Regions from separate parts of the Mus musculus genome. Here region 1 is linked to region 2. Evidence: chromatin loops called from intact Hi-C (ENCODE). Cell type or tissue: heart. All regions are shown on one strand. Each heading gives the region's core, and the rest is flanking DNA. Links, peaks and the distances in the headings are about the cores only.

Region 1 (8,333 bases), core at 255-8,254, 50 kb before region 2:
TGTGTGCCACTATGTCTGGTTTAACATAATTTGTAAAACTTTATTCAAGATTCAGAAAGAAAATAAAAATTAATTCAAGCCGGGCGTGGTGGCCGCACGCCTTTAATCCCAGCACTCAGGAGGCAGAGGCAGGTGGATTTCTGAGTTCGAGGCCAGCCTGGTCTACAAAGTGAGTTCCAGGACAGCCAGGGCTATACAGAGAAACCCTGTCTCAAAAAACCAAAAAAAAAAAAAAAAAATTCATTCAAAAAAATGAATGAGGACAAGTCTTTGTTCCTTCTTTTGACTCTCTAAGTCAGTGGGTTCGCAACCTTCCCAATGCTGCCACCCTTTACTACAGTTCTTCAAGCTGTGGTGATCCCGAACATTAAGATTATTTTGTTGTCGTCTGTAGAGATGGTTCAGCAGTTAAGACTGCTCTTCCAGAGGACCCAACAAGTTCAATTCACAGCACCTACATGGCAGCTCACAACTGTCTGTAACTCCGGTCCCAGGGGCCCTCACATCCTCCCATTGGCATACATGCAGGCAAAACGCCATGAAATAAAAATAAATAAATTATTAAAAATCATTTGTTGCCACTTCATAAGTGTAATTTGCTACTATTAAGGATAGTAATGCAAATATCTGGTATTCAGGATATCTGATATGCCACCCCTGTGGGAGTCACAACCCACAGGCTGAGAACCACTGTTCTCAAAGATTCTGCTTTTCGTTAGAAACCCCATTTCTTCCCTGTTCAAAGCTGCCTCTTCTCCACTCCCCAGTTTATGAGTTTTCCTCTGCCTGTGTTTCTTATCAGGTGTACCCTGACCTAGATTTATTTTGATGGCATTTTCCAAGAGGCTGACAGAGGACCCTAGGCAGGAAGTTGGTGGGGTTGGAGGGAAGGGTGAGCTGGGCAGGGACTGGCAGAGGCTCAGAGCTGTGGCCTGTGGTAGCAGGTGCCAGTAAGCCCAGGAGCAGAGACAGGATTTTGTGAGGTTTTGGCATTTCAAGTCTTTTCAGTCTGAGCCAACAGAATAGGAGGAGAAAAATGAGTCAGTCTGAGAGTTGTAGGTGTTTTAGACTCAGGATCTTTCCTAATTATATCCCTTGGCATTCATAAAGCCAGTGGCCACATCCGCCACCTTAGCTAGGGCCTAGTGAAATGCAGAACTAGATGAGAAGGGTGACAGATATGTGCAGATAGTGTGACTCCCAAAGAAGACCACGCTCAAAGCGAAGGGAGGACCTGTGCAAGGCTGGCAGCAGCAGGGGGAGGGGGTGGGGCAGGGGGCTCCTTACTGTGAAGAGCAGGGCTGGGATTGGAGTGCAGCGCTTCACGTGGATCATGGCCAACACACTGGGAAGGTGGCCTTCTCTGGCTCCAGCAAAGAACAGCCTGGCAAGGAGAAAAGTCGGTCAGCCTGGGATAGCCTGTGCACCACTAAGCTGGGATACCATCGCTGTGCCATCCTTTGGCCCACGCAGCAGCCCCCTCCACAGGCTAGGAACCTGCCTTTGTGTGCACGCTCTCCGGCACTACGTTCACAAATGCAGGCACAGGCAAACCAGAGGCAGCCAATGGATGGGTGCACAGATCCGGGGGGCGTGGAGACTGATTGTAGCTGGCTCAGGGCACTGTCACTCTGAATCACCCCCCTGCTCAGGTCTACAAAGCTACAGGATCAGCCCCTCTGCCCTTATTTTTTGTCTTTGGTTCTTTGAGACACATTCCCATGCAGCCCACGTGGCCCTGAACTTCTCTGTAGCCAAGATGGGCCTTGAATTCCTGTTCCTCCTGCCTCTACTTCCTTAATACTAGTGTTATGGCCCATCCCACTACCTGGCTGTGTTTTTCCTTTATGTAAGAAACTTCTTGTCCTTAAGGGTTATTGATTCCCTGGCACACAGCTCCGAGCCACCTGTGCACTGCTGTAACAGCATTCTTATCATATCCAGGGACTCAGCTGCTTCTGTGAGATCGGAGAGAGGCCATGGGCTGGAAAAACACAGGTGGGGACCTTGGAGGGACACTGAAAAGTTCTGGGTGGTGGCTTCTTGGGTGTCCATAACCATCACAACTTCTCAATCACACTTGAAATTTGTGCAGTTGACTGTATGTACAAGACACCTAAACTTTATACCCATAGAGATAAGCATTCTAGCCCCAAGAAGCCTTCTTAAAAAAACCAAAAACCCTAATAGAGAGGTGCTGAAAGGTACACACACACACAAAAGGCTCTGGCAGGCACTCAACTGCAAGTGTTCTGGATGCTTAAAATTATGATATTGGTTAAAGAAATTAGGATTTATCTATAAGATGGACAATGGTGAAGTTAAAAAAATCATGTTTTTTTTTTAAGTCTTTTTACTTCATGTGTCCATATGGTGTTTGTCTGAATGCATGTCTGCATACTGTGTTGAGCAGTGTTGGTGAAGGCCAGCAGAGTCAGCTCGTTACAGATGGTTGAGCCGCCGTGTGGGTGCTGGGCGTTGAATCTGGGCCATCTCTCCAGCCCTCAAAATCATGTTTCTGAAGAAAATGATTATGTGAGAACATGCTCACAATACGACATCAAACAAAAATGCAGACTGTAAACCAGGGATCCTAAGCTGGGCAAGGTGGCACATGCCCGTGAACCCAGCACACAGATCCTGAGGCAGGGGATTTCCCATTTGAGGCCAGTCTTATGAGACCCCCCTCTCACAAATAGGCAGAGGGCAGGAAGGCTGGCTCAGGGGTTAAGGCACTTGTTGCTCTTGCAGAGGAACTGGGTTTGATTCCCAGCACCCACATGGTGGCTCATAACCATCTGCAATTCGAGTTTGAGGGGGACCTGACACCCTCTTCCCACTCTGTGGGTGCCAAGCACACACATGGTTCATAGACATACATGCAGGCAAATTCACACACATTAAAAAGCGATTTTTAAAAGTTTAAGAAATGGGGGTAGTATACACCCTTGGAAGAGAAGGAGATAGTGGAGAAGACAAGGAGAGACCCAGACTCACAGAAAGAGCAACACTGAAAGCAACCCCTTCCCTCTTTTCTCTTTATGTCTCTTTCAAACAAAACAAAACAACACAAACTCCCCAAAATCCACCACCAACAAAAACAATTGTGTAACTGCCAGCAGTTATTACATGTTAGTGTTAATAATCTGTTTTCTTTAAAAAGCTTAAGTTCATTTGCGTATTTGTTTGTGTGTGTGCTATCTGTGGCACACTCATGAAGGTCAAAAGACAATTTGTGTGAGCCAGTTTCCTTCTGCCACCATGTGAGTTGGGTTCCTGGGGTCAAGCTCAGATCACCTTTACCTGCTGAGCCACCTAATGGATGAGAGGAAGGTGACAGTGTGACAGTGCACAGGCTTTTGCTATCTGTAGCCCAGGCTGGCCTGGAAGTCTTGGCCTTCCTGGTCTAGCCTTCTGAGGGCTGAGATGGGAGGTGTATGCTCCCACACCCGGCCTAAGAGAACTGCCACTCCATGCTTTGTCTGTAGGGGGGAATGTGGTGGCAGCAGCAGCTAGAAGTACAGGAGGTGGCTGTGACTCCGAGTACCCATAAGCAGTGTCATCATAGCTACTTGGGCCGGCTTCCCTAATTTTGTGCAGATACATGCAGCCCATCTCTTCTTCATGCTAAGGTCCTTTCCAGCCAGCACAGCCTCATGCAATAGAACCTGGGGGGCTCTGTGGGCTTCACCATGCACATAGTCAGGCTCTCATGCATATGCACATTGTCAGGCTCTCATGCATATTCTCTATGTACAGCCAGCACCAAGTATAACTAACTGTCCAGGTCTAACAGCCCCACGTCACAAGAAACAATCCCAACTAGGGAACAATGGAGAATATGATGTAACACACACACACACACACACACACACACACACACACACACACACACACACACATCCACACCCGCAGGTGTGCGCACACATGCATACACTCTCAGCTTGCTCAGCAAGAACCATCCGACTCAAACTTGGGGACAAAAAAAGAATGAAAGAAAGGAAGGACGGAAGAGAGTAGTCGGTGAGCTGAGGTGGCTTGGGTGAGGAGGCCACATCTCTGGCGTCTCCTGCATGCACATGACTAACGCTGCATGCATGCAGACCACTGTGTGGCCTGCCTGAGGGACAAACCCCAAACTAAAGCGACTGTGGCCAGCCATTCTCCTCCAACAGATCTCAGGGAGTCTCATGGGTCAGGGCTCTTCCACTGCTCGCCCTCTGCCAGGGCCTCCACGTGGCCACAGCTCCTGTGTAACACGCACACGAGGTTGCTACGGGTGAGTGTGGGTTCCCCGCCATCACAGGTGACACCCACACTCCTTCTTGACTGCTCTGGATCCTGGGAACATGGCAGTCTCTGTCATCTCACCAGAATTTCTCTGGGATGTATCCGGTGGCGTGGGAGACAACTGAGCCAAGACTCATCTTTTAAATAGGACCAGGCTTCTAGGGCACAGAAACCCTGTGGGCCACACAAATGGTAACCCTTTCATACACATACACCCAGAGATGGCAGGAAGGGACATAAAGGAGGGGTCTGACCCCTGGGTAAATGGGGCAAGGCTCCAGGGCCCACTCATGTTTCTGGCTTCCCAAGGAATTCTGAGTTGGGGTTGTGGCTACTGGCTTTCACACTGACAAAAGTTTCCATTGTATTCCTCCCTACTTGAGCCTGTGGCCTCCCACAGTACCTGCCTCTCGAGTAAGGAGTAGCCCTGCCTTCTCAGGACACTCTGAGGGATCTCTCCCAGGTAGAGTCTGGCTCCAGACATTCATGAGAGGCCAGACCTAGAGGTTTCAGGCACAAGAATTCTTGGTTTCTTTCAAAGTAGGGTTTCTTTCTGGCTGATAGTAGCCCACATCCACACAAAGGGGAGAGGGGACTCTAGGAATGTAGCCAAGATACTATCCTGCTGCCTACCACAGCTCTGTTTCTTCCAAAGCAAGGTGAGCTTCCTTGCACGCCCCCTATCATAGGTCACCCTCAAAGCAGCAAGACCCCCTTAGCACCCACACTGACATGCGTGCTCCCACAAAGCCACCACTCAGGAGTGGAGACAGACAAGTTCATCAAATACACACAGCAACGTGGACAGAAAAGTGGCCCAGAAGGGCCTCCGTCCATCACTCACCGGGAGGAGGTGAAGAGGGAGCCATTGACTCCACCAAACGTGGACAGGGCAACAGAAATGGGCATGATCCAGGCCATGACCCCGAGGAGTTTCTCTCCAAAAGTCTGGGGGGGGGGAAACAAGAAATGAGTGGAGACAAAGAGGTGAAACCCCCATTCCAGTCTATTCTTCGCTTTCACGGTGCCTGTCTCCCACCTACCCTGCCGACTCTCTCTGGCTAATCTTGAGAGCCCCGGCCCAGACTGCCATGCCACAGAGACAGCTACACATCAAAAACACACGCTGTGGCTTAGCTAGCTGAGGGGGCAATGTATGGTGGTGACAACAGTGATGAGCTAACACTTATCCTTGCTTATGAATGAGGAAACCGAGGCGCTTAGTGACCTATGGCTGACCTCAGATTGGACACTGGGGGAATGAAGGGGTCAGGAGCAGAGGCGAGGAGCTGTAAGTCAACCCTGTGCACACTACAGATGTTGCTGCACAGGGAGATTCACAGACTTGCAGTCTGATTCAGTTCCTACCCCCTCCTTAAACACGCTTACTTCTTTATTTTTTTCAGTGCTGGGGTCAAGCCCAGGGCCCTGCTTGTGTGAAGCACGTGCTCTGCCACTGAGCTATTGTCTCAGTTCTGGGTTTGCTATGTGTGGGCTTTAGTTTCCCATGTATAAAATAGAAATGGACCCTTAGTCAGACTTCCTAAATTCACAGAAGCAGACTATGATGGTAGGAAAATAAGGACCAGCTGTTTTTTCCTTTTCTTTTGAGACAGGGTTTCTCTGTGAAGCCCTGGCTGTCCTGGAACTCACTCTGTAGACCTCAAACTCAGAGATCTGCATCTGCCTGCCTCTGTCTTCTGAGTGCTGGGATGAAAGGCATGTGATACCACAGCCCGGCACAACTGGCTATTTCTTTAGCTGAGAAAGAAGCAGTTGTGAATTTATGGATGAGACTTCACACACACTTTAGTGTGTATATATAGTTTAGGGATAAGTCCTTTCTAGAGTCTCTGAGTCATGCTTATAGCACGAGCCTGGGGAGGTGGTGTCTAGAATAGATGTCCTGTTGGGCCTGGAGGCTGCTGGCTTTAGGAGGAGTTGGCCACGGACATGGCAGGGTATATTTATTTTCAAAGATGAGACATGTCATGACAGTGTTGGGTCTGAAGCGAAATGAAGGCTCAGCATGACTCCTGGGCCTCCCTCAGATAGCAGGTGTTCTGTGATCTCTTTGACCAAAGGGCATAAATCACTCTGATTTCTGAACTATTTACTGGCGCGCACGTGCGCATGTATATATATATATGTGTGTGTGTGTATCTATGTGTATTTGTATGCCTGTGTGGGTGTGTCTATGTGTGTGCATGTGCATGTGTGTGTGGTGTCTACGGGTGCATATGTGCGTGTGGATGGAACACAGGGCTTTGCACTTTACTACAGAATCATGCCCTTAGCCCTTCAATACCCAGCTTGCCCCAATGAGAGCAACCAGTTTGCCTGAGTTTGCATGGTTCCCAGAGAAAGAAAAAAACAGAGAGAATCCGTGTGCCTTGTACAGTGCATGCTTCCCTGTGGACCAGTCTGTCTTCCATAATCTGCAAGCTTATACGAGACGGTGGACTTGTTCCATAAAACATTAGATATTTCAATACCAAAGGCTAAATAGACTCTGTGCATCTTCTCAGGCAACCATGGTTGCTATTTTGGAACTAACCCCACCACTAGTTTGCTCCTGGGCACTTGGAAGATACCCTGTGGAGGGAGGACGCATGCAGATTTCAGCCTGAGGAGGTGGGATGACTTCCCATTCCATGGGGCTAAACAGGCAGATCCACACTGGCATTTCTTGGTTGGGGCCCCTGAGCAATTTCTTACCACAGCAACTGCATTGGAGGCTAGCAGCTCCTGGGGGGACATTGCAGTGACGTATGCAATATTAGCAAAGACGTACACAAATGTGACCAGTGGGATGGAGATGAAGATGGCTCTAGGAAGGTTCCTGTAGAGGGAGAGGAGGTCAGAGGGAAGCCTTTACCAGGGGACATGTTCTGCTGGGAAACTCCAGGAGCCTCGACCTGCTGTCTCTTGGCTGTTCCTCTATTTGGGAGGTAGGTTCTGACTCAGGTGGGGCAGGATTCTTTAGAGGAAATGGAACAGTTTAGGTCTAGAAATATGTTTCACCTGATTATCACCTCCTGACTCAGATTTGGACCCTGCACCCTTTCTACTGTCTTAAGATATAAAGCTGGGCCTGGCTCCAAACAGATAAAATGCCGAGACAACCCAGGATAGTTCCTTCTCTGTCGCAGCTCTGTGAACAGCTCTTGATTGTTCACTTGCCCTGGGACAGTCAGAGGATCCTTCCCCTTCTCTTAACAGGGTGGATGGCAAATGGTTCAAATTCCTGGGACATCAACTGTGGCTTCACGGTAGACCAGGACATGTCCCTGGAGAAGGGCAAGAAGTGAGTCTGTGTTTCCTTTTTCCGGAGGTGGGTCCTGTGCGGCCTAAGGGTGAACAGAAGAGCTAACCTCGTTTGACTCACTTGTAAGGATCCACAAGTTCCTCAGTCACATAATTAAGGAAGTTCCAGCCACCATAGGCAAAGGAGCCCTGGAGGAATGCCAGAGCAACGAGGCCGATGTCAGGTTCTTGGAAATTCTCAAATGCATTCTTTGGCTCCAGCCAGAAGAATTCTCCTGTGGACACAACAGGTAGGAGGCTTCTCAGAGAGACGAGCCCAGGCCCAGTAGCCCAATGGCCACCCCATGCATTGTCTGGACATCCTCTGCGGTGATATGCTAGCTCCTTGTCTGTGAACCTTCTGTGTGAGAGAAGGCCAGTAAGATGAAATCCAGGACCAGGACCTCCCGGAACCTGGAACCTCAGAACCAGGAGGCTAAACAGGGGCTCAGGCTCAAAGCACAGCTCAGAACATCCTTTTCAAAAGGGCAACAACATTGTTTAGAAGGAAAGTTCATGTAAATGGCAAAGCTAGTGTCAATGGCAGTCTCTGGACTACTTTTCTTGATATATTATTTGTGTTTTGTGAAGAAAGCATCAAGAGCAACCAACATTCAAGTTCTCACAGACCTAGAGCATTCTGTCAGTTCAAGTCTATTTTGTTTACTTTGCCCATAGCCCATCACTTCCTAAGGGATATTTGGTTTTCTTCTGGATCCTTTGGTAAAAAAAGATGC
Region 2 (8,333 bases), core at 130-8,129:
GTACTGAGATCACAGGCTAATCCGTCACATGAAATCTGTCTCCCTCCCTCCCTTCTGTCCTTCTTCCAACTGACTCCAGTGTCTGGGAACACACTAAGCATACGGCCTACAGTCAAGCTGCACCTCCAAGTCAAAATTGTTGCTCAGGGAAACAACAACTGTGTCAACATTTTTAATAATTATCAAGATCTCTAAGAATTATCTTCACTACTCCATCTTCCCCCACATCCTCTAAAAGGCAGCTTAAAACTGGTTGTTGCTGACATCCTTTTTCTTCTCGTGCCTCCCACTGTTCCCTTATCTTGACCCCAGCTGCTGCCAGCCAAACCACACTGTTAATAGTCAGTGGTCCCAGTTTGATACACATGGATCTCAGCATCCTGATCCAACCATAGATAACTTCAGAGCGTGAGTTCATCGGTCCAGCTTACATTCTACGATGGCTGTGGATAAACTTTTATGAGCTTCTATGAAACATATTTTAATTTATTCTTTTAAACCAGCAGGGCATGAAACACATAGATCAGGGGCAAATGCTACTTTCCCATGCAGAATCTGATTCACTTAAATTAGTTGTCTCATTTCTGAAAAAGACTTATTTTATGTGGATGACTGCATGGTTAATGTATGTCCACTACATGCATGCCTGGTGCCCTTGGATGTCAGAGGAGGATGTTGAATCCCTTGGAACTGGGGTCAGAGGTGGTTGTGAGAGGCCCAGGGAGGGTGCAGGGGGAAAAACTTGAGTCCTCTGAAAGGGTATTATATACTTTTTTTTGAGCTTTTTAAGGTTTATTTATTTTTATGTGTATTAGTTTTGCCTACATTCATGATGCCTGTAGGGCAGGTCAGAAACCGGTGTCAGATGTCCTGCAACTAGAGTTATAGACAGTTATAAGCCACCAGAGAGTGCTGGGAACTGAACCTGGGTCCTCTGGAAGAAGAACAAGTGCTCTTAACCACTGAGCCATTTCCCCAGCCCTTCCTGTGTCTTTTCAAATGACTTTATTTTCCTTTATCCTACAGTGTTAATACAGAGGGCCAGGTCACTGGGCTCAGCATAGATGTTTGCACTTGGTCTTGTCATCACCCACTTAGAAATCCCCCAGAAGAGGGTGTGGCACCGTCTCTTCACTTTGGCATCTTAATGGTCATGCATGAGGGAAGGTAGAAAAGATTTTCTCCGTGTAATCTTTAAGAAGAAAGTTCTTTCTCATCTCAGCTGAAGTGAATGTAACATGATTCTAACACTCTGGAAAAATATCGTGATTTCCCTAAAACCACCCAGAGTATCCAGCCAGATTTGTCATTCTCACTCTGATGTCACCATGAGGAGCTTTTTCTCTCACTGAAGTGCAGCCCAGGAGGCTGTGGACAGATCAGTAGTGACACTTACCCTGGAACCGTATTTGTACCTGAACATCCCCATTTCTTCAAAGACATGGAATGGATATTTAAAAAAAAAAAAACCTTTAGTATATAGGAGAATATCCTCTATCCATGAAAATCTACATGTATTGGGGAATGGGCGAGCAAAGCAGAGTCTGGAAGAAAAAGGGTTGAGTGTGTGTGTATGTATGAGTGTGTGTATGTGTGAGTGTGTGTATGTGTGAGTGTGTATATGAGTATGTGTGTAAGAGTGTGTGTGTATATGTGTGTATGTGTGTATTGTGAGTGTGTGTGTATGTATGTATGAGTATGTATGTGTATGAGTATGTGTGTATGTGTCTATATACATATGTATGAGTTTGTATATGTGTGTGAGTATATGTATGTATATGTATGTGAGTATGTTTGTGTGTGTGTGCACGCGTGTGCACATCTGTGTATGAATCAGATACTTCTTCAAGGTAGGGTGGGTGGATGCTAACTCTATCAGTCAAATTGATGAAAGACATAACAGGCTCTGGTTTATTTATAGATCTTAAATTGGCATGTGTTCTACAGGTTGTGTTGAATTAAAAAATATGATAAGACCAGATAATGCGAGCTTCAGATCATGACGGCTGTTTTGTAGATCTGTTCCCTCAGAGCATTGTTTCTTTATAACTGTAAGGATTTGGAGTAATTAGATAACATTCCATTTTGAAAAGGGGTTGGAAAGAACATGGTCACTGAAGTCGGGGTGGAGAGGTGAAGAGGATTATCTGAATGCTGTACTGATTTTATTTGACTTCAAGGATGTTCTCCAGTGTCACTCTTTCTCTGGTGCCAAATGTCCCTGAGCTGTTCACGGAACACTGTTACACCAACAGAAACTAGTTTATGGGCAGCAAGAAACAGTATACCTTCACCAAGGAACTCCGGAGAGAGAGAACACGGAGACGCGTCTGAGACTGAGAGTCTTGTCGTACTTTCCCTGGGACAAAGCCCTCCACCAAAGATAGCAGACCAAAGCCCCCTTTGGGAGAGAGGGCAGTGATGAGCCACAGCCCAGCACCCATTTGCAGGGCTTCCTTGCAAAGACAAGAGTGTCCTACGTAGGCAAGGGAGTTGTCTCTGGAAGCCCGAGCCTTGCACATGTGCTCTTGGGAAGCGAGACCTATACTGGTTCTCTCTGGATCACCCAGCTCCTCTCCTAAAGAGCTTCCAAGCCAGAGCACACATTTCACCCATGAATTCCTCCTGTACCCCACAATCTACCACCTCCCAGTTCCCGCTAAGAACCTCACAGGGTCTTCTGTGGGTGTTAACAGACAGGCGCCCCCAACTAGGTAACCAGAAAAAAACAAAAAACAAAAAAACAAAAACAAAAAAACCTGGAAAACTCCATTTCAAGAACACAGTCAAGTCAGCTGGTTCTCCCTTCCATATTTTCCTCATCTGAGACAGCTCGGCTGTCACATCTGTTTCACAAGTGCTTCATAGGATGGGCCAGCCTATGAAGAACCATGATTATAAAGCATTTTTATTACTGTTTTTTTACTATTCGAGGCATTACACACCACAGTGCTTCATAACATAAGACAACATAATACTAAATATGCTTCAAACACAGATTCACAGCCTGCAGAGGGTGGCTGCACAGAAGCTAGTTAAAAATCCATGTGTCAGCCCGAATTAGGCTCTCCTGGATCAGAACTGCCTAGTGACAAGCCGGAAAGAATTTGTTACACTTCTAATAAATTCCCAGGCAATACTTGGGACGCAGAGCCTGTATGGTTCCTGACTCTTGTTTGTTCTATTCTAAGGAGAGAACAGCTCAGCCTGGCTTGGCTGAAGCGATGTATGACAGACATCACTTCCATAGCTCCGACTTGACCGGTGCAGTTGGACAACACAAGTCACAGACAAAGCAAAGCTGCCTTTGAGGCTTTGGCGGGGTTAAAGTCCCTCGAAGGACCCCCGGAGAGAGGGTGGGATGGCGCCGGGGGCCGCAAAGGACCTGGACTCACCTACAATGATACCACAGGCGCTGACCAATCCGATCTCTTTCTTCAGGGCTACTCCGCCCCCTCCCGAGCTAGCCTCGGCCTCAGGGCTGGTGTCAGAACCCGGGTGGTTCTTCGCGGTGTTGTTTCGCTGGCGGGCTCCCTTTTCCATCTTTCTCCGTAGGGTTCCGACCACCCAAAGCGAAAAAGAGCAGTCTTTTTCTAAACGCTCGTGCGTGTAAACGTATAGATATGTGGAAAAACAGAGTTTCCAATTAGAACGCCCTTTTCCGAAAACAGAGTGCGCTCCTACCCTCTAAAAGTGACAGCAAATGAGAGTCACACGTGTCACTGCCTAACAAACAAGGGCCGTGTTTTTAAATGGAAGGCAAAGAATATATATATATATAAATACAAAAATAGAACTGTACCAGCGACTCCAGCTGGAATTCTCCGGAAAGCGTTTATCTTCAGAAGCCCAGGATCGCTCTGCTCGGTGTACCGGGCGGCGGCTTGCTCTGGTCAGGATTTCCCTGCAGCCCTCCTAATGAAACAGATCGCCTCCACCTTCCCTTAAGTCTCTTCTACGATGAGGGTAAAAGTAGTTCTTCTTAGCTGAGGGAGCGGAGGAGGAGCCGTGCTCAGGTACTTTCTTGCTCGCCGGCTCTGGATCAGGTTTCCACCTGCTGCGGTCGCCCCTTCCTTCTCGCCCTTGTCGGCTCCGAGCTCCGTGCTCACTCCGCAGATCGCTCCATCTGTGAGGGCAGGGTGGCTGCTGCGCTCGCGAATGTGCTTCCCTTTCGGCTGCGGCGTTTATTTGCGGACCGAGGCTCCGCCCCCCACCTCCTCCATCCTTAAGCCGCATCTCCTCCCTCTTCTTCTATTTAATTATTAGTACCCCCTACCCCCAAAGATCACGGAGGAAGGGGCTTAAAACATTTTCTTTTCTTTTCATAGTGGGAGCAAGGGAAGGGTGGGCCGCAGGGGGAAGTCACTAGCCAAGGCTTCATCTCAGGTCGCACAGCATTTGTGAACTCTATAAGGGCACACGGTTCTGCGGGCTTCTAATGCCTTCAGAAACACACTGGCCAGTGTACTAAGATGTTTAGGTGTGGATCATTTGAGGACAAGGTCGAGAAAGCTGCAGAGATATTGCCATCAAGCTGTTTCATGAAATAGGGGGTGGTTTTGGTGTGTGTGGGGGGGGGCAATGTGGAAGAACTTTAAGCTGAAGAGTTTCTTTTAGGGACTGTCATGAAAGCTAAATAAAATTATGAAGAATATGGGGTAGTTGCAACGTTTTTCCGAAGCAGGATAAGGAGGATTCTGGCCTGCCCCATGACCCCTAATATTTTATCACAAATTATTTGAACTTCAGACAGGAGGTCGTGAGCCCCTCACCGATCATGAAACAGACGTGTTGATGCTAAGAATGGTAATGGTTAAGAATATTAACATTGCACCCCCATTTCCTTGAAGAATGTAATTCAAAACAGTTGCTCCACCTCAAGAACTGTGTCTATTTCTAACTGTAAAGTGCTTTGAAGAAAACAACAACAACAAAACAACCATGAAACAATATTATAGACCATGCTGAAAAACTAAAGTTTTTTTTTACATAGTCTATACAAAATGATTTGATTTTAAAATGAGTCTAAAAAATAAAATTCCAAAGGGCCTGGTGGCACACACATCTTTAATCCGAGCACTTGGGATGCAGAGGCAGGCAGATCTCCTTGAGTTTAAGGCTAGCCAGAGGTCCAAAGTGAAATTCTGTCTCAATAAGACAAACTAAATTCCCCAATCTGACCACTAATTACGCAAATTTGGCTTCACTCATTTTTTTAAGAAAAACACTAAAAAACTTGGACTTTTCAAGAAAATAAAAAAGTTAAGCCCTTTAGGAATGGGGTTGGCTAAGCTATCTAGAACGGCTCTTCCGGATAGGGTAAAGTCCAGACAATGAACGGTCTCCCTTCCCGCCTGCCCCTTGCTCACCCTACTCAGCAAGTATCAAGAGGTTTCAAAGGTTGAGATCTCAACTCCTTCTCCTTTTGCTGCTCTAAGATACAGCAGATTGAAAGCCTCAGCAAAAAGAGAAGAGAGTGGGGGATCGTGTAAATCATTTTCAACAGAGAAAACAGACAAGGTTGGGCTAGATAGCACAAGACTCCCAGGGAGGAAGTGAGGGGACATGGAGGAAAGTGAATTGTCTCTGGTCTTTTTTTAAACAAGCTTAGGAAGCACACGGGGACATTTGATGGTTTCATTATTAAGCAAATCCAATTTGAAGACTTCTGCCCAGATCGCAACATCAAGGGATAAAACCTTTCTGCTTCTCAAATGTGAGTTCTTTCAGTGATACTTTGTCGTTTCCATTTAGATGGCGCAGGCTTAGTGTGTGATGGATTTGGGAATCTCTCCAGAAAGGTGTGCAAACACAGAGTAATGTGCAAGCCTCCAGATCTGAGAAGTTGGAAAATAAAGACAATTACAAGTTCTATAAATCTCGAACCAAACAGATTTGGGGGTGGGTGGGTTCAGTGTGGCACCGAACGGGAAAGGGAGGCTTGTTAAAAACTGATATTTTTGTTTCTTTAGTATTTGGGATTTATGAGTGGTTTGCAGCTGCTTATTGATGGTGAGATATGAAATCTAGAAAATGGATCTCCCTCTTCACAGGGGCCTTTCATTCTTACTATGTCTCTAGGCTGGTGACGTTATCATGGCATAAATGCTGCGTGCCTCAAAAATCCATACAGCTAGTATTGGTCACAAGAAAGAAAGATGTCTCAGTGTAATTCGTCGAGAAAAATTTGTGAAAAAAATTAATGGACATTCCTTATATTTTGGTTACTCAATTCGCAGATCTGGTCCTCATCCATCTTTGTGTTCTAACTTTCCTTTTTGAGTTTAAACACTGCTGTACAACTTTCCTGAACAATGTCTCATTTCCCCCTCTCCATCAGTTTTGAGCCAGGGTCTGGCCTTCACCTCACTATATAGATAAGGCTGGCCTTGAACTCAGAGTGATCTGCCCACCTCTGCCTCCCAAGTGCTGAGATTCAAGGTGCACAGCCCCAAGTCTGGCTAACAAAGCCAATTTTTGTTGTGTTTGTGTTTGTTTTAGACAGGGTCTCCCTAAGTAACCCTGGCTGGCCTGGGACTGGTCATGTAGACCAAGTTAGCCAGATACTCACAGAGCTCTGCTGGGGTTAAGGGAATGTGCCACCAAGCCCAGGTAGACCCAGTTATTCTTGAATATTTATTTTTTATTTTTAAGTTGCTGATTTGAAATGTAGAGCCTTGACAGTCATGGCTCGTCCACTGAGCTAACCCCTCCCCATAGCTTGTATTTTCAGTATTTTAAAATATTAGGCTAAGACTTAAAGAAGTGTCTTCCTAGAGGTCAAACACTGGATTTGGTCCTGGGCAAAGCAGGTTGTTACTGGTTCACACCAAGCTTTCTCAAGACACTGTAACTACTTGTCAATAACCTCTTTCACCGGGAGAGAAACCAAGAGAAACCATGATCAAGGTCTTCTGTTTGTTGCTGGTGATTTGAAATGGGTCACATTCTGTAGCCCAGGCTAGCCTCAGGATCATTTAGCCTCAGGGCCTGGTGTGTTTTGAGTTAATGTTGTAACTTTTTTTTAACTTAAAACACGCATGCCTTTAATCCCAGCACTTGGGAGGCAGAGACAGGTGGATTTCTGAGTTTGAGGCCAGCCTGGTCTACAAAGTGAGTTCCAGGACAGCCAGGACTATACAGAGAAACCCTGTCTCGAAAAACAAAAAAAACAAAAAAACCAAAAAAAACAAAAAAAAAAAAACAAAACCAAAACAAAACAAAACAAAAAAAACAGAAAAAAAAAAAAAGAAAAAAGAAAAAGGTTTAAGACATTTTTGATGTTGGCACTTCTAATCTGTCCAGTGAAACTCGTGGGCCTTAACCTAGCCTCCTGACATTTACCACTGCATTTATACACACCTCTCTTTTGGATATTTCTCAAAGCACTTACTTTTAGTACAGTCCTATTTCCAGTAACTTGGAGACTGGTTTCATAATTTTGCTTGTTGAAAATAAGAAATTGGTCCCTTTAACAAGGAAAGATGTTTGCTGGAAGGGTCATTTCCTTGCAAATACTCATGATCTTAGAGAAAGGTTGTGTGTGGCTGACACCTACTGACTCCTTTGTCAAAAAGGAGTGGGCAGGGGTGGGGGCACACCACTGCAATAGTGGGCCTGCTGGTTGTCCCCTTGAGAAAGGGCTGATAAAACGTGTTAGCACAAAAGAACAGCGCATGCAACCAAGCCACTCTATTCCTGGCTTGCTTTGTTTCGGGACCTAACTGCACTTTATTCTTGGTCTTTGTGAGGGAGCTGTGAAGTCAGGTCACTAATGAGGGCCTGACTGCCCCCTTTGAGCCATTTCACAGCCCTTGCTGTGCGCTCTTCTTATACAGGGTTGTCCAAAGCCAGAAAGAACCTTTCTTCAAAGCTAAGCCCACAGACTGGGCATGAAAGCTCAGGTCTATAATCCCAACACACAGGAGGCTGAAACCAAAGCATTGATGTCAGTTCAGGACAATCTGGGGTATAGTGTGAAACTTTCTCAAAATACGTACATGGTTATGTAAATAAGTAAAACTAAAGCTATGACTAGGTATGGTGGAACATGGGTATCTCAGTACTAGAGATACTAAGTACTAAGTACTAGAGATACTCAGTACTAAGTCTGGGGGATCTCGAGGCAGCTTAGGCTACTTAATGTGTTAAATCAAGCCTGGGATACACATCAAAACCCGTCTGTAAAATCAAACAAACAAGCAAAAAAAAAAAAAAAAAAAAAAAAAAAACCCAACCACTAGTCCTTGCAGAGAACAAAGGCTCAGTTCCTAGCTCTGGTGTGGCAGCTCACAAGCACTTGTAACTCCATTTCCAGAGGATACATCGCCCTC

Evidence for each region. Hi-C counts contacts between places; a loop is a spot of excess contacts. Peaks named below come from ENCODE experiments on the same cell type or tissue, not always from the same donor. Only the 100,000 strongest peaks of a DNase experiment are listed, where the experiment ranks them.
Region 1: a loop joins it to region 2, with 2.1 times the contacts of the local background. A loop is called at or near these places in 9 of 42 quality-filtered maps.

The regions. Positions count from the first base shown.
Region 1 is chr14:54,728,046-54,736,378 of GRCm38, forward strand. Slc7a8 (solute carrier family 7 (cationic amino acid transporter, y+ system), member 8) reads right to left here. Exons shown (of 11, transcript NM_016972.2): 5 at 7,679-7,832; 6 at 7,009-7,132; 7 at 5,135-5,238; 8 at 1,288-1,384. Among named protein-coding and RNA genes, the nearest start is that of Cebpe, 20 kb to the left of the region's middle. In heart, for the core only: no CTCF peak of the experiment used is centred there; no DNase peak of the experiment used is centred there; H3K27me3 peaks cover 354 bases.
Region 2 is chr14:54,777,785-54,786,117 of GRCm38, forward strand. It overlaps Slc7a8 (solute carrier family 7 (cationic amino acid transporter, y+ system), member 8), which reads right to left and starts at 4,102. Exons shown (of 11, transcript NM_016972.2): 1 at 3,396-4,102. The coding sequence starts at 3,543. It also overlaps a transcript of Rnf212b not described here. In heart, for the core only: no CTCF peak of the experiment used is centred there; DNase peaks (open chromatin) are centred at 3,427 and 4,157; H3K4me3 peaks cover 1,707 bases; H3K27ac peaks cover 1,279 bases; H3K27me3 peaks cover 940 bases.